Linked DNA regions of Mus musculus: region 1 is linked to region 2. Evidence: chromatin loops called from intact Hi-C (ENCODE). Cell type or tissue: left cerebral cortex. All regions are shown on one strand. Each heading gives the region's core, and the rest is flanking DNA. Links, peaks and the distances in the headings are about the cores only. Region 1 holds the start of Brinp2 (bone morphogenic protein/retinoic acid inducible neural-specific 2). Region 2 overlaps Gm51655 (a long non-coding RNA gene).

What was found. A loop is a pair of places that touch in the nucleus more often than their neighbours do. Peaks named below come from ENCODE experiments on the same cell type or tissue, not always from the same donor. Only the 100,000 strongest peaks of a DNase experiment are listed, where the experiment ranks them.
Region 1: it touches region 2 in a loop (2.5-fold over the local background); 6 of 42 quality-filtered maps call a loop at or near these places.

The regions. Positions count from the first base shown.
Region 1 is chr1:158,348,850-158,361,510 of GRCm38, forward strand. It overlaps Brinp2 (bone morphogenic protein/retinoic acid inducible neural-specific 2), which reads right to left and starts at 7,411. Exons shown (of 8, transcript NM_207583.2): 1 at 6,668-7,411. In left cerebral cortex, for the core only: CTCF peaks have their summits at 5,345 and 6,468; DNase peaks (open chromatin) are centred at 3,098, 5,068, 5,811, 6,111 and 4 more places; H3K4me3 peaks cover 4,978 bases; H3K27ac peaks cover 3,397 bases.
Region 2 is chr1:157,752,320-157,764,980 of GRCm38, forward strand. It overlaps Gm51655 (a long non-coding RNA gene), which reads left to right. Exons shown (of 2, transcript XR_003948076.1): 2 at 2,758-6,008. Among named protein-coding and RNA genes, the nearest start is that of Gm51655, 12 kb to the left of the region's middle. In left cerebral cortex, for the core only: a CTCF peak has its summit at 6,208 (motif pointing right); a DNase peak (open chromatin) is centred at 3,145.

The sequences.
Region 1 (12,661 bases), core at 1,678-9,677, 600 kb after region 2:
GCTTGTCTCCATTCCCCCAATACTGCATTTACAGACACATGCAACTATTTTGGGTGTTTTAAGCTGTTTGTTTTTCACATGGGTGCTGGGGATTTGAACCCAGGTCCTCAAGTCTCCAAATCTCTCTTACTCAATGAAGTTTTTGTTGTTTGTTTGTTTGTTCTGCTGAAGCAGAGTCTTGCTAACTTTGGTTGGCCTGGAGCTCACTGTGTAGAAGAGGTTTGCCTTGAATTTTCATTGACCCTGTGCACACCCCCCCCCCCCCCCCCCCCAGTGCCAGGGTGACATATGTGTTCCATTAAGTCCAGCTTCACATTTCTTCAGTCCCTGGAGATCTGATTGTGTCATTTGCTGAAGCAGGTATCTGAGGAACGAAATGACTACAAGCTTAGTTTGGGATACCAAAACTGTCCGTGTATCAAACTAGAGATCTTCAGCAGGAAGTGGGCATGACATTTGTTGAGTGTCTTCAATGAACTGAAGCTATATTTGGTACTCTGCTCTATCTTTACATTAAGAACAACACCCTAAGAGAGAGGTTTGTAGGTGCTGAGAGGGGGCTTGAGAGATAATAATGCCTCCTTCACATAATTCATATTTTAAAACTACAAGCAAGACTGAATAAAGACCATAGAAACAGAAGGGTTAGAAAATATAATCATAAAGGTAATCTGAAGAGAGATCATGGAAAACATGGGAAGGAGATAATAACTGCTCCCTGGGGGTGATGTGTGAATCAAGTGCAATACAGCTTGGAAGAATATTTTTGCAAATGATAGAAGGGCTAAGCAAACATGAGAGAAGTTCTAGGCATGTCCAACCCTTCTCTCGGTGACTAACAGTACCAGCATAGTTATGATGGAGGGGTGGTAGCCTTTCAACCTGTAATTAACAAATAAAATGTGATCCTCACGTCTTTCCGTTGCAATGGATAGTTTGGTAAATAATCTTGAAAAATACAGTGGTAGCTCTTCTGTCTCCCTGCCACACTAAAACATGTCTGTTTTGAAAAAACGAAAAAGTCAGGAAAGGGGAGGTCACATGATGGCAGAGAGGGCACAGGAGGGACTTCGAAGATTAAGATTAAGTACAGACAAGTATGTCCTCGTTTTTTGGAGAGAGAACCTGAAGATCATTCACTTAGTTATTTTTACTATTACACTCCCTACCCCTTTAAAAAACAAACAAACAAAAAAAAAAACAAAAAAACCAGACTAAACCAAAAGGCCTCTCACCAACTCACTCTGGGCATGTGAGCTGAGGGCTATATTGCTTTAGAAAAGCTTCCAGTGGGCTGAGTCACAGTTAGCTAGGTCCCTCCTCAAATAAATATAGGCCATGTAGGCTATTTGTGTTTCTTGCTTTTAAATTTCAGAAACCCATGCCCAGAGGCTCCCTCTGGGCCGCTCTTGACCTCTCCTTCCATGTTCTCTTTCTTTTTATGTCTCAGGCTCCTCCTGTCTCAAGCTCTGCCCTTTCTCCCCCATTAACCTGCTACTGCTCTGCAGGGCCTGGCTAGCGCGGTTTAAAAGAAATACACTGTCTGCCACCGATGGAAATCTAACTTCTGGTCCCTATATTAAAAACTAAAAGAAATGAACAAAAAAACTGGATTTTTTTTAACCCAGCATATCTGAAATATTACATCATTTAAATCTAAAATCAGTGTAAAATAGTGATATTTTTACATTGATTTTGTTTGTGTGTGTGTGTGGGTGGGTGGGGGGTGTTCTTAGAAACAGAGTCTCTTATATCCCATGCAGGCCTCCCATTCTCTATACAGTTGAGAATAACCTTGAACTTCTGATCTTCCTGCCTCTACCTCCTAAGTACTAGGATTAACAAGTGTGTGTCACCAGGCTTGGTTTATGTGGTGCTAGAGACAAAATCCAGGGCTTGAGGCATGTTAGGCAAGGAACATGTCAACAGAGCCACATACCCAGTTTCTTATAATTCTTTGTTTGTTTGTTTGTTTGTTTTTTCGAGACAGGGTTTCTCTATGTAGCCCTGGCTGTCCTGGAACTCACTCTGTAGACCAGGCTGGCCTCGAACTCAGAAATCTGCCTGCCTCTGCCTCCCAAGTGCTGGGATTAAAGGTGTGCGCTACCACTGCCTGGCTCTTATATGGCTTTTGAAAAAGTAAATCTTTTCAATTTTACAATCCTGGCATGCATTTCAAGAGCCCCTGAGCTACCTGTGGAGTTCTTGGGTGGATTTTTGCCTGCAGTGGCTCCTAATTTTACCCAATCCAGCACCCCAGGTATTTTAGCATTGCAACTGAGTTTGAGAAAAACAAATGATGGGACAGGACCAGCCACTGAAGATGGCAGAATATGATGATGGTATTCATACTTTCCTCTGCATATCAGAGTGATAATTTAAAGAGGACCAACCTGCACCAGTAGGTTAGAGAAGTCTAGCCCACTGCAGCCATCATAATTTAGCCTTCTGACACTTCCTTCCCAAACAGAGCAGGATTTCCTCCAAAATTATGAACAACACATCATGGGCCCAGGACTCTGGCTCAACCCTGAACATGGCAGTGTACATTTCTGAAAAGTAAAGAGAGAAGAAGTCCTATGCACAGCCCAGCTACTGGCCATTAGCATAAGGGTGCTAGTAGAAACAAGGGTGACAGGTAGGATTAAGGTAGGATCTTCAAGAGAGAGCTAATGTCTCTTAAGAGCTGGTTTGAGACTGTACTCTTGGACCAAATACACAGAGAGTCTGCGCTCCCAGGGAACTCCCTCCAGATCTCAGAGAAGTTAGGGAGGGGACTGTGGCAAGTCATTCTCTTCTCATGTCCAAAGGGAGCGTTCCCTATTGTAAGGATGGAGCCATTCACACAGTGGCGTGCAGCCTGAGTGATGCTTCAGACCAACTCCTAGAACAAGTGTGTGTGTGTGTGTGTGTGTGTGTGTGTGTGTGTGTGTGTGTAACTGGCTGCAGCCTTCTCCTGTGAGACAGCAGCAGCCCTTAGACTCCCCTTGGTTCTACCCAGGCTGACACCATGCCTCTCCCTTCTTTGCTCTGCTGAACAATCACAGAACCCCGTGGTACAGCTGCGGGCAGTACCACTCCCCACCCCCTCCTGTCTTTTTTTGTGGTCTCCTCCTTTGTGACTGCAACAGCATATGTTTTATTAAAAGGGAAAGAGAAGAGGAGACAAGAGGTTATGTACATGGGCATGCTCAAGAATCTTAAGATTGGAAATCTTCTGCTCAATGCTAAATGCCTAAGGGCTTTGGCATTTTGCCGGTTCCAAGTAAACCCCAAGAGGAACATTTGGGTGGAGAAATAGGAAATGGGGGAAAATCAAAGCTCTCTCTTAAAGGATTCTGATTCTAAAATATGAGAAGTCTTTTCTTGTGTTCTCTTGAAATTTGCCTGCCTTCCCCAACATCGTCATTCAAATTTTTTTTTTGATATAAAGTTGATAGGCTCTCTGACCTTGAGTAAAGCTTTTCCCATTGTATGTGGCTTAGACCTGAGAGTGGATGGAAGGCCAGGTAACATTTCCAATGTCTAGCAATATGCCCAGTATTTCAGAGCCCTGTCAGGATCCTAGATCAACTTCCGCTAGGCCGTACATGTTTAATACAATGAACACAGATACATAGGATTTCCAGGTTGCAAGAGAGGTGGCCCCAAAGGCCCATGCAGACCATGCTGGTTTCAGCTTCTCCCTGTGCCTGTGTTCCAGTGAGGGACTTGATCAACTAGAGCCCGTTAGCCCTGCTCTGCCTACCCAAAATATTCCACTCTAACTCTCATGGCTCCATTCTAATTCTCCCTTCGTGAAATACTGATAGCTCTTATTATTAGTACAGATCAATGGCTGATTAATAGGGTCAGCCTTTTGACTTCTCTTGTATTGAACTTCTGTTGAGAATACATCATCATTTACCTTTGCCTGGACATAGGCCTATTTTCCCAAGTAGACTACAAAATCATGGGGTTAAAGTTTCCTAAGGTTTTTTTTATCCCTCTGTGCCTTGATGTACTGCCAGAGGAGGACCCCCCAAATCACATCACAGCCTCCTTGCTTTGTAACGTATAAAGCAACCAAGTCAGATCGCAAACACTGAGATGGAACTATGCCTTAGAAGGAGCCCAGGGGACTGAGGTTAATTAGGAAGCAGTAAGACCCAGGCCTCCATTCCATGAGTTTTCCTACTGCTGTGTGTCCTGTGTAAGACAGATCTTCTTCTGGGGTTCTCTGCACTCCCCTTTCCAAGAAGAAGACTGAAGTCTTTCACGCTCTACATCTTAGGATAACCAAAGACAAAGGAGACTATAAGCCATCTGAGAATTATGTAGAGGACTTCTGTAAATGCTCCCAGCTCTTTGGGAAAGGAGCTCTTCAAAATATATGCAAGGACTTATTATTTAATAAGAAGAAAGAATGGCTCTCCAGAAGTAATACCACACAGTGCTCGCTTAAACACTAGCTAGGAACCTGAACACTGAACATTCCAGCCAGTGCAAAGTGCCCACACATTATCTCCAGTCCCTTCAGATTACCTCTTGTTTGTGAGTGGAGAGGGATTTTGGAGCACCCTCCCTGAGGGATAGGTCTAAGGTGGTGCTCCCAGGTGCAAGCCTGTACCTTGGGGAAGAGGATCAGGAGGAGTTGATGACGCAGGGAGCAGGGACGTTCTGTGCCCTCTGGCTTTGCTCAGTAAACAACCTGTCAGGAGGCCAGAGAGGAACACTCTGAAGGGGATCTTGAGGTCCAGGAAGAGATGTTTCCCATTCCCCAAACCAGGCCAACACAAGAAGAATCGGGCCCTTCTGTCCTCCCCAGCGTTTACCTCCTCTGACTTTTCTTGTTTCCACACTGAACACATACCACTCCATTCTGGGAAAGGAAAGACAACTCCATTTTTTTGTAAGGCGAAAGAAGTAAGAGTCAAGAATGCTTCTGGCTTCCCCATGGCTGCAGCCCAGCTGTCAAACCCCTTAAAACCAGCTGTTTTCCAGCAGCCAAGATTCTGGTCTGACGCTTGCTCTCAAACACAGTCTCCTTGCTCGGCATCTTTCCAAATTCTTCTTTCCTCACAGAAGCAGAGCATGCATCTTTTCCCAGAGTGGGTAGCAGCTATGGTACTGGTAAGATAGATCACTGTGGCAGCATTGCTTGGTCATGCTCTCAGTGCTACATAGCAACTCATTCCAGGTGAGAAGGAACTCATGAGGGCCATGTCATAAACAAACAAACAAACAAACAAAAACCAGGCATACAACTGTGCAAAATCAAGAGGGAAAACACATAGACTTCAGCATCACTCTAGCTGTTTCCTGATGTCATCAGACTGCCCCCCAGGGGATTTAGTAGAATCCTATAGCTTCCTGGTTAATACAGGCATTGCATATCTTCCAAGAGCCTGGCCAGGGGGGCGAGGAAAGCAAAGGAATCAACATACACTTGTCTAGAGAAGACCTGGGGAGAAATACTTAACTCACAGTGTATATGTTTAATTCTTCTTATTGGCCTATGCTAACATATCACTGGCCCTGTTGGATACGGTCCGGATTTTATTTCATAATTGATATTCTCTTAGCACATTTGTTCCTACTCAGGGCAACCTGCTCCCAGGACAGGGAAAGCATACATATGGTTCTTTACAGAAAGGTCTGTTCAATCACATTACAGTGCATCCAGTTGATTGTTAGTTAATATTTGGCTTAAGTCTATATACCCTGGATAAATATGTACCGTGAAGAAAGACTGCTTGGTGAAGAGAGAACTCCTCTGGGCTAGAACAGCAGTGTACAAGTTCATCCTCCTACTGGGTAGCGACACCCCAGGCATCATGGCCCGAGCAGGGGCTAGGCAGAGATGCTTAGTGTTTCTGTGAGCAGCCAGCTTCCTTCATACAGCTGTGAACACACACACACACACACACACACACACACACACACACACACACACACACACACACACACACACAGCTGTGTATGAACAGGGAAAACACTCTGATAGATAGTCTCAACAGACCCTTCCCTTCAGCACAGCAATATTCTCCCTGTAGTGTCTCCAGTGTACTACCAGGATTGACTCAGTCGATTGGGGTTTCTGTTATACCACCCAAAGGAGACTATGGGATTCACTCCTAGGAATTATTTTTGTCCCTCATTACATGTTCATAGAAGAAATAGACTGGCCTCTAAAGCATGCCACAGGGCTTTAATGACCATGTGAATACAGCTATATTGCACAAAAGAATACCAGGTCTTTAGGGTCCTCCCCAAACACAGTGAACCTCGTGCAGTTCTGTCCGGCATCAGCTAGGCAAGCAAAAGTCCTTGTCATCCTCTGCAATTATGGAGCCCGAATGAATTTTCGAAAGCTAATGGGAGTTGCACTAACTTTAAGGACTTAAACCAGGCAAAAAAAGAAAAAAAAAAAAAAAAACCAATATAGGTCAGGCAGAGTGCCCAAGCTCTGTGACAGCCATGCGACACCAGGAGGCGATTCCAGAGTCAGCTCAAACCCAAAGTCCACTGCTAAGCTCCACCTGACAGAAACTACGGGGTGGAATGGGAGTTATTCCTTTTGCTTGCAATTGCCAGGCACCAGACAAGAAGGTTGAATGAGGACTCATGAAAATCACAACGAAAGGTGATACAGAAAACCCAGGGGTACAGACCCCTGCACGATTACCTTGAATCCTTGTAAGAGTCCTTCTTGCTGTATCAGCTGCTCCCCAAACCACCAAGGACTGCGAGGAGACTCCCAAAAGACGCCTGATTTTTGTGCAACATCTCCAGTGGCAGCCTTCCAAAGTTTTTACTTCATGATTTCTTGTGGCTCTTTCTCCTTTGGGGAAATATGAAATGCCACCCCCTCAGCTTGTGAGAGGGAACGGATGTCTCTTTTCAAATTCTCCTGCTCTGGGCTTTGCTGTCGCCGCCGCCGCCGCGGCGGCAGCTTTTAGACCACTTGCCTGCTGCCTTGCCGTGGAGCAGCGAGCATCCCAGGCACCCACAGCATCTGTGAAGTGGGATCAGCACTAGGCTGGGTCGCACGCGGCGTGGGAGAGGTGAGGAAAGTGGGAAGCCAACTGAGAAGTCCCCTGTCCCTCGACCGAGGTGAAACCCAAGATCTTGCCTTCTTTTTTTTCCAACTCTAAAGAGACTCACCCGCCCTGTCATCCGAAATCTGTGCCTTGTACATGGACAGAAATCGTTCCTCAGGCGTCTGGGCTCCTTCGGCTGCCTGAGGACCTGCTGGTGTCCTCGGAGCGCGCGGCAGGTGCATTTCCAAGTCCTCCGGAACCCGTCGAGCTCAGCGGAGGCGCTGCGGGTTGAGCCGCGAGCCGCGCGGCAGGCAGGCGGATTCCATCCTGGAGCTGCAGCCCGGCGCGTCCCCACTCCGGCTTCCCGGTCCGTACCTAACCAGTGTCACCTGCAGACTCAGACACCGGATGAGTGTCTTAAGATAACAATGCTGCCCTGCCTGCCTCTCTCGTTCTTTCTTATGCACGTAGGTTGGCAGCCAATAGGACCCTGCGCCATACTCACCACAGGCTCCCATTGGCTGTGAAGCCTGGCAGGAGGCGGGTTCTGAGGCCTACCGGCAATCTCCTTTGGCTAGCTGGCAGGCTGGGGTACCAGCTCTGTTAACCCTCCCAGCTTTTTGCAGCAGCGACTTTTTCCCCCTCCCCGCAGTAAGGATAAGGAAGAATTGGATAAATTCGCGGCTGCGTGTGGCGTTGGGAGTGAGATTGGAGCGTGTCAGAGGCTGAGGAACAAGAAGTAGACTGGGAACTAATTACATTTGCTTTGGTCTTCTGAGTTACAATATTCATTCGTCCCAGCCCATTTTGTTTGCTTGCTTAACCAGAACTCCCAGAGATGGGGACCCATTTGAGCCATTTTCCTTCTAATTTGAGGTTTCATTTAGTTGTTCTGTGCTTTTTAAACCTCCTGAATTACTTAATTAGAAGTGAGCCCCCAAGTGAGAAATAGCTCTCTCTCTCTCTCTCTCTCTCTCTCTCTCTCTCTCTCTCTCTCTCTCACACACACACACACACACACACACACACACACCCCGGGGCCGGGGGCGGGGGGGGGGGAGGGAGGGGGTAAAGAGGGAGGCAAAAGACCACAGGAGCTCTGTGGTAAGATGACCAGGCAGAGAATCGCTGAACAGCTAAATTGAGACACCTCACGCCCCACACCAGACCTGTAGGGACAACAGCAAAGAGGAGAACTTGGGGATTCTGGGGAGACCTCTGAAATGGCCTGCGTCCAAAAAGAAAGAGAATTGTTTTGCCTGTGATGGTTTCCTTCTGTGTGTCTCCTTTCACTCCAGTGGCTGTCAGGAAGAGGGACTCGCATTTTTTAAAGGAAGACTAGAGAAAGGAGAACAGGACAAGCCTTGTTTCTGAGAAGCAGGTGCTGTCTGCTGAGCCTGTGAAAGGGAAGTCCGGGCAGTGGGTAAGGGAGGGAGAAAAGGAGGGAAAGAAGGAAAGAAGGAGGAATAAAGATATTAACTTTAATTGAATGGATGTGAACGATATGTTTTTGATGTTCTAATAAATGTGTGAGGCTGAAATGCATCCTACTAACTGGCGAACTACACTAAATTTTGGAAAGAGCCGTTGTTGAAGAAAGATAAGTTGAAAGTGGCAAGGGATGTGGGGGAATTCCCAGTGAGTCACATGATGAAGGCCTATATAGAGGAGAATAGGCAGAGAGGGAGACAAGTGTCTCCATTTAGTTTCCTTGAGTTGAGAGCAACATCGGAGATTGTTTTGGAAAGAAGTAGACAAAACAGAGGGCAGAGGTTAGATGTACACAGAGGAAGGATATATCTGGGGTTAGGTATAAAGTGCCCCTTTAGCCAGATGCTCTGAAAGAGTGAGGAAGTCTAGAAACTGCTTCTTATCTACAAACCCCCACCCATTTCCATCATATCTGATCTCTACTTGTTTTCTACTCTGCATCTCACCCAAGTTATTCCTTCTACACTCTGCAGGAGTCTGGCTATAAAACATGCCAGAGAATGGCGGTCCTGTGGAGTCCCCAGATCTTCAACTAAGATAAAATATCTAAATAAACTACTGAGAGTTTAACTGCTCCTGACTGTGGAGCCAGTTGTTCCTGAGATTCCTAGAGACAGAGGCCCACTGAACCTAACCCACGTAAGAACGCTTTGGAGGTCTTCCTGTGAAATAACTTGAGGGAGTGAGGGAATGGATGAATGGTAGGACAGGTGTAACTTCTGTCAATGGAAAGAAGGAAAGTGCCAGGATTTCTCAAGAAGGGACAGCCAATCAAAATCTTGATGAAAATCAAGAAACTTGGCTGTGTTTTCTTAAATCACCCATGATATTTTAATGAAGAAAATCACACACTAAAAAAACCTACAAATGTTCATCTGATGAAGGTACTTTGAGGTAACTACTATTCACTTCATTTCCAACATTACAAGAAGCAAACATTGATTCTTTCTTAGTAAATCTAATAACAGCCCAAAGAGGACTACTATGCAAATACCCACTCCCAAAGAATTTCACTCTCTCTTAAACCGTGAAAATATAGAATATTAGGAGGATACAGTGCTCTACACCTTATTTCTTCCACTCACTAATGTCTTGGCCACAAGAAGCTGATGATCATCTGAGTTAGTCCCACCCTTTAACTGTTGCTGCACACATACTATCTTTTCTTCTAAATGAATATAAAAGTCAAGGAATATAAATCACTACATTTACTTTTTAGACCAACAGTATATGAATTCTTGTGGCAATGTTTCAAAAGTCCACTTCCGTCTGAAACAGTTATGTCATGTAACAAGACAGTGGAGAGGGTTATTGTCACTGAGCAACAACTAAATGTCTGAATGTGTGAGATCTTTTTGTGCAATCTCATTTCCTTCTCATGAACTCCAAGCAAGTTATACATTGTTATTATTTATGTATTAGTATTATTGTTGTTTAAATTCTACAAATAAAAACATTTAATGCAAGACACTGTTTTCAGTGTCTGAACTGAATGTGCATATGCGTTTGCATGCATGTACGTATTCGGTGAATGGAATGGAATGATGAGAACGGGAAGTGATGCAATTTCTCATTTCCAAGATGAGGCTGGAGGTTTATCTGAGTAGTTTGGATAACCTAAGGAATGAAGAGCACTGTGACGAGAAGGGCCTAGGAGTGAGGATGGGAAACAGCCTCATCTTCATTGGTGTGTATGTGTGTGAACACATAGTTTGGGGAGTTAGTGATCAGGGAATGAAATACTTGACAGTGAGCAATCAACCTAGGGGAATAAGTGTAAGAAATGAACATTTTAAATTTTCAAACCACAGAATTCTGGTACCTGAGCTCTTGGGTATAGAGTTGGCTTATGAAGAAAGCAATCCAAAGGTATTAAGAGTCATAAAAAGAAGCCACTGACATTTAAATATAAAACAGTGAACCTCAGAGAAGAAGTCAGGCTTACACCTTACAAAACTTGGTATTTTTAAATAACATGCTTTATTTTAAATAAGTTTATATTAAAATTATTTTATATTTAATATACTTAGTAAGTTTATAGTTAAATAGTATATTTTAAATAATATAAACACTTGCATGTATACTATTTATAGAATGGGATATGGATAGAGATAATTGAGCTTATTCTCTTCATGAGAAACTAAAGATGGGCACAGTTCAAGTTCTCCTCCAAAGGAGAGTGTGAGGCCAAGCTTTGACCCACATATGTGGCTTTGCTACAGCACATCACTGCTACACATAAGAGGTGACTGAGACTCACCTGAATCTCGTCATCTCACTTAAGAGGAAAGCATGACCCAGGAGATACTCTCTGGTTTCTGTGAGCTGCAATTTCTATCCTCATCTCTAGATATTTAATTCCTGAAAAGTAGCAGATATGATGTTACATCCTGTGTAGGGAAACCATGAGCCTTGGCAAAATATATTGTCGTTTTGTTCCCATAGCCTTGATTGTTAAACTCTTCTGTGGAAACTGACATCATATAGAAGTTCAAGATGTCAATATCTAACACTCTCAGATGTGACATTTTAAGAAGACTCCACAGTGATTTGGGGAAAGCCACTGCTTTCCCCAACCCTCCACTGCTACACTTGTGCTTTCTAACACAGCACTTTTCAAAATTAGAATGATTTAAAAATTATTGTAGGCTACGTAGCATTCAGAAATAGGAGGACTATTCCTTCTGCCCGTGCTCTGATGGATGCCCATGAGAAATGGAGTGTCAGATGAATGAGTTGGCATCATTTCAGAAATATTGTTTGTGCTTTCAGTGACACAGAGTCTTCGTACATTGAGCTCATCAAGCCTCTCGCTATTTTCTTGACTTTGGTTTCTTCATTTGTTAATCAAGCCAATCTGCTATGAGACGGATAATCTGACAGTTGCACCCCATTTCTCACACTTCAGAGACACTTCTGTTTCCTGGCTTCCCTTTATCCCATGGCAAATCACATTGCCTCTCTATGTGCCATGCTTTTCTAGAGAAAAGGAGAAGAGGAGAAGGTTTCATGGAGACTTTATGTCCTTTGGCTTTATGTCCTTGGTCTTTATGTCCAATCACATGAAAATCAAGAAACTTGGCTGGGTTTTCTTAAATCACCCATGATATTTTCATGAAGAAAAACACACATCAAAAGTCCTGCAAATGTTCATCTGATGAAGGTAGTATGTGCTTTGAGGTAACTACTAGTCATGTCATTTCCAATATTATAAGAAGCAAACATTTGTTTGCTGTTAAGGGAGCAGTGAAGATGGATGGGAAGGTCATTAGTTAATGTATCCTTTTGTCAGTAGTTTGCAAGGAAAACATGATAATATACATATGCATTAATTTTCAGATATGTCATTTTGAAACAAAACTTACATCAGTTCACCAGTTGTTGTTGTTGTTTTTTTCTTTTTATCCATTTTTCCCCTTTTTCTTTCATTCCTTAAATGTGACCTTAAACATGGCTGGCTCAACTAGATTGAGCTATTCAATTAGATTAATCTTGTGAAATGTATGGCACATAGCTTTATCTCTTAAAGGACACACATCTGCGTTTGTCAATAGGTCACGTCAGGTAGGTCAGAACAGCAACTGTTTCAAAGCTGGGGTCCTATTTGAGAAGGTGGTGATTTCCATGTCTGCATAGGGACTGAACCCATCTTCCTGCTGGTATTTAAACACTGAACAGCCATGTTGGAAGAGGATACTTTAGAATTAAGTCATTGCTTATCATGTTGAAGTTCAGCCAAATATCAGATCCCAGCATTCCCCAAATGTTGCTTTTCTTATATGGTCTATGGCATCCAGCACATAAGGACAACAGCAGCAGCACTAGCTGAAGCAGAACTTCTATAAACTTTGGGTGGTGGTAGTGTTGTTCCTAAGAATACTTAGTAAGTAAAGGGGCTAAGTATGCTGTTTCTTTCTTGACAGAGTTTGAATTGACCTTCAACACAACCAGCAATGTTCTTTTATTACTTCCCCATGGACTTTGGCTAATGAGAAACTTGAGTTTTCACATATACTTTCTACTCTGTTCTGTTTACTGAATTTTCTAGAATTAAATGCTTATGGTTTCTTTGAGCTAAGTCTGCTTTCCCTGTCAATCATAGCACTCCCATCATCTTTTTATTGCTTATTGTACATAGCATTTGTGAC
Region 2 (12,661 bases), core at 3,040-11,039:
TTACACAGGGACTGGGGTTGGCCTCATTGTATGTTGGCTTTGAGTCATATATAAGGTGTTTGTTGCCTTAAGCTCAGGCTGAAAGGGGAAGCAACTCTTGGGGATAAGTCCTTTTTACAGTGTACCCGTAGGACAGTAGCCCAGTTGAACCAGTGAATACATTTAAAGCATCTTATGCACCATGCCCACTAACAGTCCATGGAATAAAGTAGATTCCATGGCTGAGCCTAACATGGTGCAAGAGGGTATTCCATAGTCTTCAGTCATGCAACAAGACCACTCTATGATAGTTTGAATATTTTTATGTATGTGTCTATTCGTGTGTGTGAAGATAAACACGTAAATGTATGTATATATGTGTGTGTGTGTGTGTGTGTGTGTACATGTAAATATAGAAGCCATAGGACTACCTCACTTATCCTCAGTAACATAGTTTACCCCTTTTGAGATAGGACTTCTTACTGGCCTGGAGCTGGTCAATTAGAATAGATTGGTTGGCCAGTGAACTCCAGCAATCCTTCTGCCTCTACATCTCCACTGCTGGGATTATGCATATACATGACCATATCTAGTTTTTTTGCTTATAAAGCAAGTGCTTTACCAACCAAGCTCTCTTCCCAGCCCAGGGTCTGAATTTTTGAATGGGTAGGAACTCAAATGATGATATGAGGATTGTTTTTGAGTTATCAGTGTCAAAAGGAGGAAAACCAGAAATGGACAGTCTATGAAAACCATTGTCTTCTCACTCACTCCTTACATCCCTCTAACTAAGTTCCTGTCAAGGAGACACAGGTGATGTGAACTGCTTTTGGAATTTGTTCATAGAAAGAAGTGGGCATGCTCTCTCATTGCTCTTTCCAACTGCTAGCTGGCTGGGATGTGCCTACGTGAGATGACAAGTCACTCGTTTGGGTGATGGTGGGTTGACTAAGCAGTCACGGGTCACCACACGAAAGAAAAATACAAGGAAAAACCCTTATCTTCAGCTACTTATTCTGTGTCTTTGTCAAAGCAGCTTAAACTGTACATAGTACTGTTTCCTAACTGCTACACAGTAAGAGACTCTTGTTTAAATAACTATATTTCCAGGTATCATAGTTATAGCAACTTAGTTTATTTCTTAACTAATAGAGATTGTATTGCTACTATTTATTCATGATTATTATAGGGTTTAAATGAAACAATGTGGAAAATCAGAACCTAGTAGTCTTTATTAATAAATTGGAGTTTTGGTAAAATGCATTTTTATTATATTAATCGTTTAATGTTATGTAACATGGTGTTATTATAATTGATTGGTAAGATGGATTTGGATTAATTTTAAACATGTCATTTGTTAACTACAGAAAATATAATAACATATATTTAAATATATATAATGCAGTATATTATGGACTTAATATAAAGGTAATTATTGTTAAAAGTCAGGCACCAAGCATTTTCAGTACAGTAACAGTCTTCTGCCTTCATCTCCCTCAGTGAAATAATAGTTGCCTCTATCTTCTTCATTTTCAATTCAATTTCAACTACTTTTTGTTTAAATATCCCTGAGAATAATGAAGCATTAGAAGCACTTGAGTTGGAGAACTTATGAGTGAGAGTTGTTCTTTTCTTTTATTGAGGCAACATCTTGCTGCGTGGCCAATGCTGGCTTCAAACTCCTGATCCTCTTGCCTTAGCTTTCCAAGTGCTGGGATTATAGATATGCATGGGCTTTTGACATTCATTGGATTTAGTTGGAATGCTATGCTGGTTTCCAAAATAAAAGAATGGGCACATCTCACCATACCACTGTCTGTGGGAACCCTCTCAGATACAGGTCGCTTGTATTTGAGAGTATAGGAGAAAGCACACAGGGGCTTCAAGGAAAATACAACACCATTCCTAGAAAATCAAATGTGAACTTGATAACCTCCTTGTATATTTGGAAGAATAGTATATTTTCATTATCTCTTCAGGGCTTATGAAGGGGGTGCACAAGGAGAGAGGCTCCAGTACCTCAGAGAAAACCTATTCTTCATTCTACAAGTGAACATTTATTAAGCACCCTCACCCCTCCCCACCCCACACAAATGAATGAGATGTATTTTCTATCTACAAGGAGTTCACTGTCTAGCAGCCGCAGGGAAATATATGTGTATGTATAATTGCTCAAGAGAGTAGCCTTCATGCCTAGCAGCTTCGTGACCTGGGGCAATTTGCTTTACTATTTGTGCCTTGGCTGCTTTGTAAGTCTTATGGAGGTGATGGTGATGGTGATGGTGATGATGAAGATAAAGATGATGATGATACTGATGATGCCAATGGCAGTGCCAATGATGGTGATGACGATGATACGGATGATGACGATCATACTGATGGTGATGATGACGACGATGATTATGATACTTCACAGGATGGTTGCAACATTAAATAAGTTAATACAGGTAAAGTTATTGACTATGGCAGCACGCTGGCTTTTGGTTTCTTTGAGACTCTTCAAATGGGTAGTCTTTATTGAGTTCTTGCTGGCCTTCAGATTCAGTGCTAAGTGACTTCATGCATTATTTGATCTACAGTTCCACAAGTTTTATGGGTCAAGTGTGGGTATCACCATATGGACAGATGTGGAAACTGAGGCTCCAAGAGGTGAAGTCACTGGGCTGAGGTCACAGAGATGCTAACTGACAGATCCAGGATTTGAACGCCAGAACTTCTTTCTCAGAAACTTACACTTTTAAAACTGCTACCTTTTCTTGCCTTTCTAACCCTCTGTAGATGGCTGCACTGATGAGACCTCCAGTGGCCTGAGAGATACCAAGCCGTGTCCCCTCACACAGGTGCCACTCACAGGACAGAGGAGTCTGGATGTGATGGGGGAGAGACAGAAACCAGCACTCGGTATCTTCGCTGAGAAGTGGAGAGCAGTATCTGGCTCCGAGTGTTGAACGGCTCATTGCCTCTGCTGTTCCTGTCTTCCTTCATGTTAAGAAAACAGAAGATGCAGTCAAACTTTGAGTTAATGGGTCTGCTCCATTCATTATTTACCCAGGGTGGTGCTTTATCACAGAGGCTCCTAAGTGTTTGACAAAGAAGGCATCTCATTAGCGCCTGGGAGGTTATGGGTTGGCCAGATGGTGGCTGTTTTCTTCTTTTCCTGGAGAGAGGCACAAGTGTCTCAGACTGTGTGGCAGCGGTTTCAGTTCTGAGGATCCTAGCAAGCAAGTCACGTGCCTTCCTTCCTGAGTCCTGCCTTACACTTTGGTAAACGTAAAAAGCAAACACTTTCCAGTCTCTTGCTGGCATGTAGGTGCTGCAGAGATGGTGTTTATGTGCGACAGAGTCCTACAGAAACAAGGGAAGAGTAGCTCCCAGGTGCAGCTAGTATCCTTGACCTAGTAGCTATTCTCAGCCCTGGGCATACTGACAAAGGAGGTGGGGAGGGGTGACTCATCACCTTTGATTCTTAGCTAGTGGCATATGTATGTATGTATGTATGTATGTATGTATGTATGTATATATGTATATATGTATGTATATATGTATGCATGTATATGTGTACATATATATATATACACACATACATATATATGTTATTCAGTATCAGAAAACTAGTTAAATGTAGGTCTTTTAGGTCTTTCCCCTTCTAAGAACCAGGGGCAAAGAGAACCATACCCTAATTAATTAATACAGGAATAGGAAAAGTTTTATTATGGTATACAATGAATGAGGAGCTGGTTCACATCTTTTATGCTGAACAAAATCTAGTAATTCCAACGATAACACTAATCATCACAGAGCAGCAAGGGCTGTTTACTTAGTACTTCTGCATGTCTCTGTTGAACTTGATGCTGGATGAGCACCAGCTAGTTTAGTCACCAGGCCAGTCTTAAGAGGTTTTCATGTAGCATAAATTAAGCACCCAGTCCACATCATTTTAGGCAGTTAGGATGGGTCTGGGAACGAGACAGCAGTGGATAACAGGCAGTTGTCGTAGTAAATAAATTATATAGAATACTAGAACGTGATAAGTGCCAGGAAAAAAGAAAGAATAGGAAAATATTTGGGGTGAGCAAACGATAAGTTAAGCAGTCATGAAGGGGGTGGTAGCACATCAGAGACTTTGAGGAGATCAAGGAGGGAGATGGAAGCAAAGGCAGAGCTAGTCAAAGGCCGAGATGCGAGGTGGCAGAGCGCTAGATGCTTTTGGGGAGCAGTTGGGTGGAATGCTCTGTTGAGTGGACCAGGAGATGAGATGAGGGAGGCACTGGGGCAGGGGCGGGGGGAGAATTACGGAGAGGGGAGCAACGGAAGGGTTTTGAGCAAAAGGAAAAGATCTGGCTTACTCTGGCAGCCGTGGCGAAATAAGCAGTGTATTATTCCTATTGTATGTTACATCCTGGGTCGGGTTATCGTTCCAAAGTAACAGCTAGTTAGCGGCAGAGTGAGACAGTCTCCTACGTAACTTTAGACCTCATGGCTTTGAGTGCACTATTGTCTCTGTGATATGATCAAAACCACTCTTCCTGCAAACAGATGATTGTCCTACTTTCAACCTGCTTCTCCTGCGGCCGATCTACCATGCAGGGATGGGGTAAGCTAGAGGTTTGATCTCGTGCTATCAGTGAATCTCTTTGCCGGCTTGCTTATTTGCAGACTGGTCTCACTGTGAGACCAAATGCTTTGTGATTCCAGCTTTGCTTTCCATTGCCCCATAAAGGAGCGGGGACACAGGGAAAACCCCATTTCCCCTCTGGGCCCTTTTTGGGATGGAGACTGATGTCAGGCATTGGGCACTCTCAACACCATCTTCAATGGCCTAGGGAGTTGATGGCAGAGAGATCATGGCTACTCTGTGGGAAACAGGGCTCTATTTCATTTCTTCTCCCAGAGTTAACACTCCTCTCTCAGCGGGGGCTCCTTTAATGAATCAATTAAGGAGGGTATTATTATTGGAAGCTGTTTTCAGCCCAATTAAGACCTTTTGGCATGTCAGTAACGATAATAAAAGTGAGTTAAGTCTCAATTTTTCTTTATTAGGATGTTTATTAGAAGATTGAAATGTTCATTAGGTGAAGAAAAGTGATAACATTCATCTTTGCTCATCAGAAGCACAATGGAACCTCAGTTACACTCAGTGTTACTGTGGTTGTGTGTGTGTCTCTGAGTGTGTGTGTGCGTGTGTACATGGGTGTGCATGTGCATCTGTGTCTGTGTGCGTGTACATGCATATGTGTTTCTGGGTTTTAACTCTACTTTGGCTCCATAGAAAAACAATTTTGGAGTCATAATTAATTAATTAATTAATTAGGCTGAAGAATTCAATGTTGACCACGTCTCTTGCTTTGGAGTGAGATGCAAGGCCAATGTCCAAATCAGGGAGGAGCCAAGTCTGGAAGGTTTGGGAGCACAGGGGCTTATTTTAGACCAGTTTCGGAAATTCGTAATTTTGGACCAAAAATAACATGTAGAAAAGTAGAAGAAGGAAATTATTTAAACTTTAGCATTTTCCTCATATTTATCCCCCTTCTTTTAAAAACGGAGCCATTCTGGATTCAGCTGAGGCGTCTCATGGAAGCCTTCCTGATTTTATTTCCTGGTCCTTCATATTCTCGTTTCCAAGGATTTTTTATGCTTACAAATCTGGTATTTATCATACCTTACAGGCTTTTTTGCCATTGCCGTGCGGTTCTGGTGTGTGTTCCTTCATAAGAATGTGAAGCATTGTTTTGCTTCCTTTCTGTCTTGACACATATATGTGAGCTTATTTTCCTTATTGTATAATAGTTCTCTGAATTTCTATTGACCTCAATTAATTTAACTCAGCACTGTACTTCTGAACACGTTGCTAACTTTTAAAATCATAAATCACACTGCAGTGTACATTCTGAGCCATGTATCCCCATGTATGAATGCAAATGTTTCTCTAGACTCGAGTTATCACGTCTTAAAACAAGGTGGAAATGGATTTTACATAGCATTTCTTGCATAAGTCATTCATATTCCCAAATAAAAGTTTTATGAAGTAATGCTCCTGCTGTATCCATGGAGTGCTCTGATGTATAGTCTGGTGCCTAGTTAATTCTGCTCTGTTTTATGTTATTCTGTCCTACTCTATTCTTTACATTCTGTCTTTTAAACAATATTTATTTATTTATTTTTATGTATTTTGCCTGAGAGTATGTATATACCTCATGTATATGCAGTGCCCATGCTGACCAGCAGGGGACAACAGATCACTGGGAACTGGAGTTACATATCGTAAGCTGATTTGGCTGTTGGGAGCTGAGCCTGGGTCATTACTAAGAATACTATGTGCTTGTACCTGTTGAGCCATCTCTCTAGCCTCCACCCATCTTACCCTTTCTATCTTACAGGTTTGACTTCATACTCATTTTTAACCCAAAGTATTCTGGTTCTGGCTTACTGAATTGATTCTATGATTTAGAAATGGATTTCAGCATGCAGTAAAAAACTGTTTTGTAGTATGTGTATTCAAAGTGAGAATTTTGTTCATTTAAACATTTCCTAGATATTGATGATTTGCTGTCTTAAATGGCTTCCTATATAATTTTCTTGGGTTTTTGCTTTGAGCAGGTCTGTTGTAAACAATAATAGTTCATTTAAAAATACATTCTAGTATGATAATTCTTGTTTTATTGACAATTTTATCTGACTATCCACTGTGGTATTTTAGACATATTTTATGTTTTGATCCTTCTTTTCTCCTCAATTCCATTGTCTTTTTCTCCTTTCTCTTTCTGTTGGTTGATAAGTTCCTGTATTTCCATCTCCAAGCTCTTGCTTTCTCTCTGCTAGTTTGGTGAATAAAGACTATATAGCTGTTCTTCCATGGATAGCCTAACCTGTCCTTTAAAAATGTGCTTTTCATTGAAAATGTAGGTAAAAAACCTCAACTTGTTAAGCAGTAATGGATGCAAAATATTTACAACCCACTTTGCTCTTCTCTGAATTTTAGCTTCACTCTTTTAAAACACATGAAATGTTATCAATTTTTATGGTCTACAGTGTCACATTTGTGTCTTGTATTATAATGACCCTCTAAATTCACTTTTCTTTTGTTGTTAACGTGTATCCTCATGTGGTTCTTGATAGTGAAGACATGGGTGATATGACATATTTTTGTAATGGAAAATTACCTCTTTTTGGTTCATACTCTTTTGTTTTGTTTTGTTTTTTTGTTTTTTGTTTTTGTTTTTTTCGAGACAGGGTTTCTCTGTGTAGTCCTAGCTGTCCTGGAACTCACTCTGTAGACCAGGCTGACCTCGAACTCAGAGATCCGCCTGTCTCTGCCTCCCAAGTGCTGGGATTAAAGGTGTGCGCCACCACTGCCCGGCTTTGGTTCATACTCTTTTTTTTTCTTTTTAAATATTTTTATTAGGTATTTTCCTCATTTACATTCCCAATGCTATCCCAGAAGTCCCCCGTACCCTCCCCCCAACTCCCCTACCCACCCACTCCCACTTTTTGGCCCTGGCGTTCCCCTAAACTGGGGCATATAAAGTTTGCATCCTAAACACACATATTTTTCTCTCAGCCATGTCAAGACATGACTCCATTGTCACCTGCCATCTTTATTGCTGCTGAGAAGTCGGCTGTCATTCCAAATACTTTTGCTTTATAAGTAATGTGACTTTTCTTTGTGTAGCTCTGGAGAGCTTTCTCCTCCCCCTTTTTTTAATGATGTTTGAAGAGTCACTAAGAAGGTCAGATATAGATTTGTACTTCCTTTCCTATGCAGGTATCAGAGATAAGTTTGATTAGACGACACTCATAGTAGGTTTGGAAAATCTTTAGTTCTAATCACTTTTGTTTTCTTCTGATAGATACATTCTCATCCTGTTAGAAATCTCTCATCCTCTTCTATACACTTAACTGCTTTGTATCATATTTTCATTAGTTTTGTGATAATATTTGAGTGAATGTCTCAGTAAAGTCTTTTCAATGTATGGACTTCCTCTTTACATGTTTATCCAATAATATCCTATTTTTAAGTTTTTAAATTTGGAGGTTTTTTTTTTCTCTAGTCTTACAATTTGTAGCACTTGAAAAATGAAAATGGTGACTTTATTAATTTCTTTTAACTGATAGTTTCTTTGAGTTCTCTAAACATAGTCAATCCTTATATATATATATATATATATATATATATATATATATACATACATATGTATATATATGTGTGTATACATACATACATACATATATATATATTTATATGTCTTCATAAAGTAAAATTAATATGAGTTGGATTTATATTCCAGTGGATGAGTCTATTTGCCATTTCCCCTAGCATTATATTTGTGTATGGTGTGTGGGACCAAATGTTAGCTTCTCTCTGTCTTTCTCTCTATGTCTCTCTATCTCCTTTCTTCCTCTGTATTCCTTCATTCACTTTGTTAACTGGCTTTGACATTTTACTCCATCTCCATCCTGGAAGCTGAGGTGAAACTTGCTTCTGTGTCTTATTCTGGAGGACATGGCTGATGGAACAGATCAAATCACCACGCCATAAGCTCCTGGGTTCAACTTTTGGTGGAGAACATGCTTCATCTTTTGGCCACTCCAGGCTTATAGTTTGTACAGCAGAGTCTCCTTAGCAACGTGATCTAAGGCAACACGTGCCCATCTTTTCTGCGTCTACATCAGTGACTTCTATGATTCCCTGTGTACAGATCCAGAAGCCAACAAGCTGTGGCTTTATCCGCACTCATCATTTTGTATTTTAATTGCATTTCTTGTCTATAGAGACCTTTATTAGGTCTATCTGTGACATTTTTTTTTTTTACTTTAAAATTTTATGTTTGATGTTTTATTACAAAATTCATAAAGTAGAGGATACTACAAAATATAAAATTCTTGTATACTCTTTGATATGATTGCTTTTCTTTTAATGGCCTCTGTTCCTTCTTTTTTCCCAGTCTTTTTTTTTTTTTGAAGAGCTTCTGATATATTCTCTGTTTCTTACAAATCTAAGAACAGGCCTACTGTCTAATTAGTTCTTAATGCCATAATCTCATGCTTATTCCTTTTGTGGAATTCTGCTGTGGGCCATCTGCCACTTCCTTGAGAACTTCAGGGTTTCATAGACTCATCTGAATTGGTGTAGGTGTGTCAGCTCTCAAGTTTGACATGGGTCTGGCTCTCCAGAATGACTCCTAATTTGATGTGAGAACTCGGGTGACAGAGACACTATGCCTTGGTTTAATCAGGAGTGAAATAGAAATCTCAATCAAACTGAGCTTTAAAATTTGTTAGAAGGAGACAGTGTCTATCAAAAGCTTAGTTGGTGTAACAATTTTTGTTATTATTATTAATTGTGTGTGCATGTCTGCACATCATGATATTCGTGTGAGCAAACACAAGAGGACAACTTTGTGGAGTCACTTCTCTCCTCCCACCTTTATGTGTATCCCAACGATTTAACCTAGGTCATCTAGCTTATGTCACTGAGCAGCAGCAAGCACCTTTATTTACTGGGTTCTATCACTAGCCATTAGATGCTTTGCTGATGTAAGTATTCAATACATGTTGAATATATCAACTATCCTTATATTTATGAATAGCTCCAGATACAATCGATTAGCATGGGAATGCTGCTAGGGTCTTATTCATAATAGAAGACAGGGAACAGGAATGGGCTGTTTGTGAGGGTGAAGTTAGAGAGGAAACTAGGAAGTGATAAAAGATGGCCTCTGATACATCCGTCTCCCAAGTCTGTTATGAGTCTTAATAATTATGGCACAGGTGGCTCTTGTATATTCTAAAAACTGATGGGATAAAGGATAACATTCTAGTTTCATTGGGTCAAACCCCAAAGCTTGAGGCCAATGGGAGCAAGGGTGCAGTGGAAAAAGCACTGACTTTTCTTTGTAAAGGAAGATGGCTTGATTTTGGCGTTTCCAGGTTGGATTGCTTATTCCATTTCTTCAAGTTTGAGTTCCTCATCTGTAAAGCATGAGTGCTGATCCTGCTTCTTAGGGCAGGCTTGAGAATGGACTGAGATGACATGTCTAGCCTCGCGTGATATCTAAGAAGCAAGGGGAGACTAAAGAGATTGGGTGATATGTGCTCCATGCACTATTCCCTCCTACTCTATCCTCAATACCTTCATGTGTCATCTTATCTCATGGACTGGGCTCATTAGGCCCATTTTCAGAAATTCTGTAGGCAGATGGCAGCAGAGGGACAGACTGAATCGACAATGGAACTTTTTGACCAAGGTGGCAGAGCTCCATTTTACACCCTCGTGGTAGACACGTCCCTGAGGACAAAGATTTTCTGGACTGCCTAAGGTTTGTATAATTTTAGAGGTGGGAACATTTCCTACTTAAGGCTGGAGACTCAGTGTTCAAGATGGAACATGGAGTGGATCTTACTTTCTCTTTGATATTTTTCTTTTTCAGTGTCAAATTCTCATTGAGTATAACAATATTGTTTCTTACTGGAGTTCTTTTCTGTCCCTTCTCAAGTTCTTTTCTTCCTCATTCCTCCCCTCCTTCACACACATACACACACACACTGTCTGTGTGTCTCTGTGTGTATAGTGCACTTATGCGTTCATGTACACATAGAGGTCACAGGACAACCTCAGTTGTCATTTCTGATACATAGTCCACCTTGCTTTTTGAGGCAGGTTCTCCCATAGGTTTGATGCTTACCGATAATTATAATTAAGTTGACTGGCTAGCAAGATCCATGGATTCACACATCTCCACGTTCTCAGGGCTATGGTTGCAAGCACTTGCCATCTTTGACACTTCAAAACAACTGGGTTCTGGGCATCAAACTAAGGTCCTCATGCTTGTAAGACAACCACTTCTGCACTTGAGTTATCATTCCAGTCCCCAGGTCTCTTCTAAGGCTTCACTTATTTGGGTTGCATTGAGGAATTAACAAGGAAGTAAGGAGAAGGGATAAAATGAATGTCTTCTACTAGGCTCCTAAGGGCATCCTTTCATGACCAGAGCATGGAGAGTGCCAAGTCCTTCTCAGATTATTTTTTCTCTTCTGCTTCACTTCTAATTCAAAAGGGTACTCATTGTTGTTTCCCACTCTGACACTTTAAAGTCAGTAATTTTCATTGAGGGGTCTATAGTCTTAACTCATCTCAGTCCTAAATTCTTTCTTATAATTTTAAACACAAATTCTCTCTAAGTATACAAAAGCTATGATCTATTACAGTTTTAGGAGGGATGCTGGGAAAATTAAACATTATTAACACAACTCACACTTTTCATGTTAAAGGAAGAAAAGTACTGTAGAAGCCAAGGCATTCTACTTGTTTAGTGTAGAGAGAAGCTGTCCAATGGTCTACCTGAACTGGCTTCTGTACAAGTCTAGACAACTTGCTTTAGCTTTGCACTCCTGCCCTACACTCCAGACTTACTGAACCAGAATTTCTGAGGATAACACTCAGTAATATGGTTTTACATGTATCCCTGAGCAGGGCACTGGTAATTCTGATACAACTTACAGGTGGGAAATCTTGGATCACATGTGCCAACTATCTGTCATAGTGTCACTGACTCACAAAATCTTAGCTATTCATTCATATTTGAAACCTTGGGGCTTTTGTCCTCTTTTTAATTATTGTCAAAAGAAGAATACAATCAGTTTTTGCAATATCTTGGTATGTTTTCAATCTTCATTAAAGAACATCTTCAAACAAAATAAAGGAAGCACAAAGTGGGCAAACCATTAGTATAACTGGGGCTCTGACTCCAGCAGAACTTGGAAGATCCTAGTTGTTTCTTGAGGGCAGGAGAAATAGATGAATAATTTTCTTCTCACATTACAGCAGTTTTTCTTAACCTGGCTGAATACTAGAATCTTTCTCCAGAGCAATTAAGCCAGAGTCTCTGAGGGCTGTCCTCAGACATCAGTGTTTTTTAAAAAAGTACCCCAGGTGATTACAGTATGCAATTGGGCCATATTAGAGAGCTGCTTGCTCCCTGAAGGAGGGGGGATGAGTGGCAGGTTGTTAGTGCCTGTCCCAGGCTAAGAATAGTAGCTCCTTTCTCATTTAAACAATCAAGCATGTTGGCTTAGTCCCTGACACCTCTGTAGAGTCTGAGCAGGAGTGGAGAGGGAGAAAAAATGAAATAGACACGACTTGCACTTTAATTGAAAAGAAAGCTACAGACTGTATGCGAGCGCTTTCACATGCCCTGGTCTCCTGACTACTAAGGCAATGGCTCTGAAGTTCAACCTAACATCAAAGAATCCAAAACTGGACAGCAATATTTACAACAGCAACAGTGTGGAGCTACTGTGATGAATGGATATGGCTGACTGTACTGAATCTCACCCGTGCTTTGTAAAGTCTAGAATTGAGACAGTGTGGGAGGCAGGGCTGAGAACAGGGATGGGCTCTGTGTCCCCACCTGACTTTCAAACTCCCACAGTATTTCTGGCTTGTATCCATCAGTGAACCCAAGTCCTTATAGTAGGAGGGGAAATTTCAAACCCAGATTTGTTTGCCTCTTACATTGTATTCATCTTACAATGACAAAAATCTATTACATATACACCACTCTGTCATACACTATAACTTCAAATGTGCAATGTGTATGTACACACAGATTTACTGTTCAGAGGTCCCTTGCAGTAATTTTCGACGATTCCTCTTTATTTTCTTCCCTGTTTTCTACACTCTCAG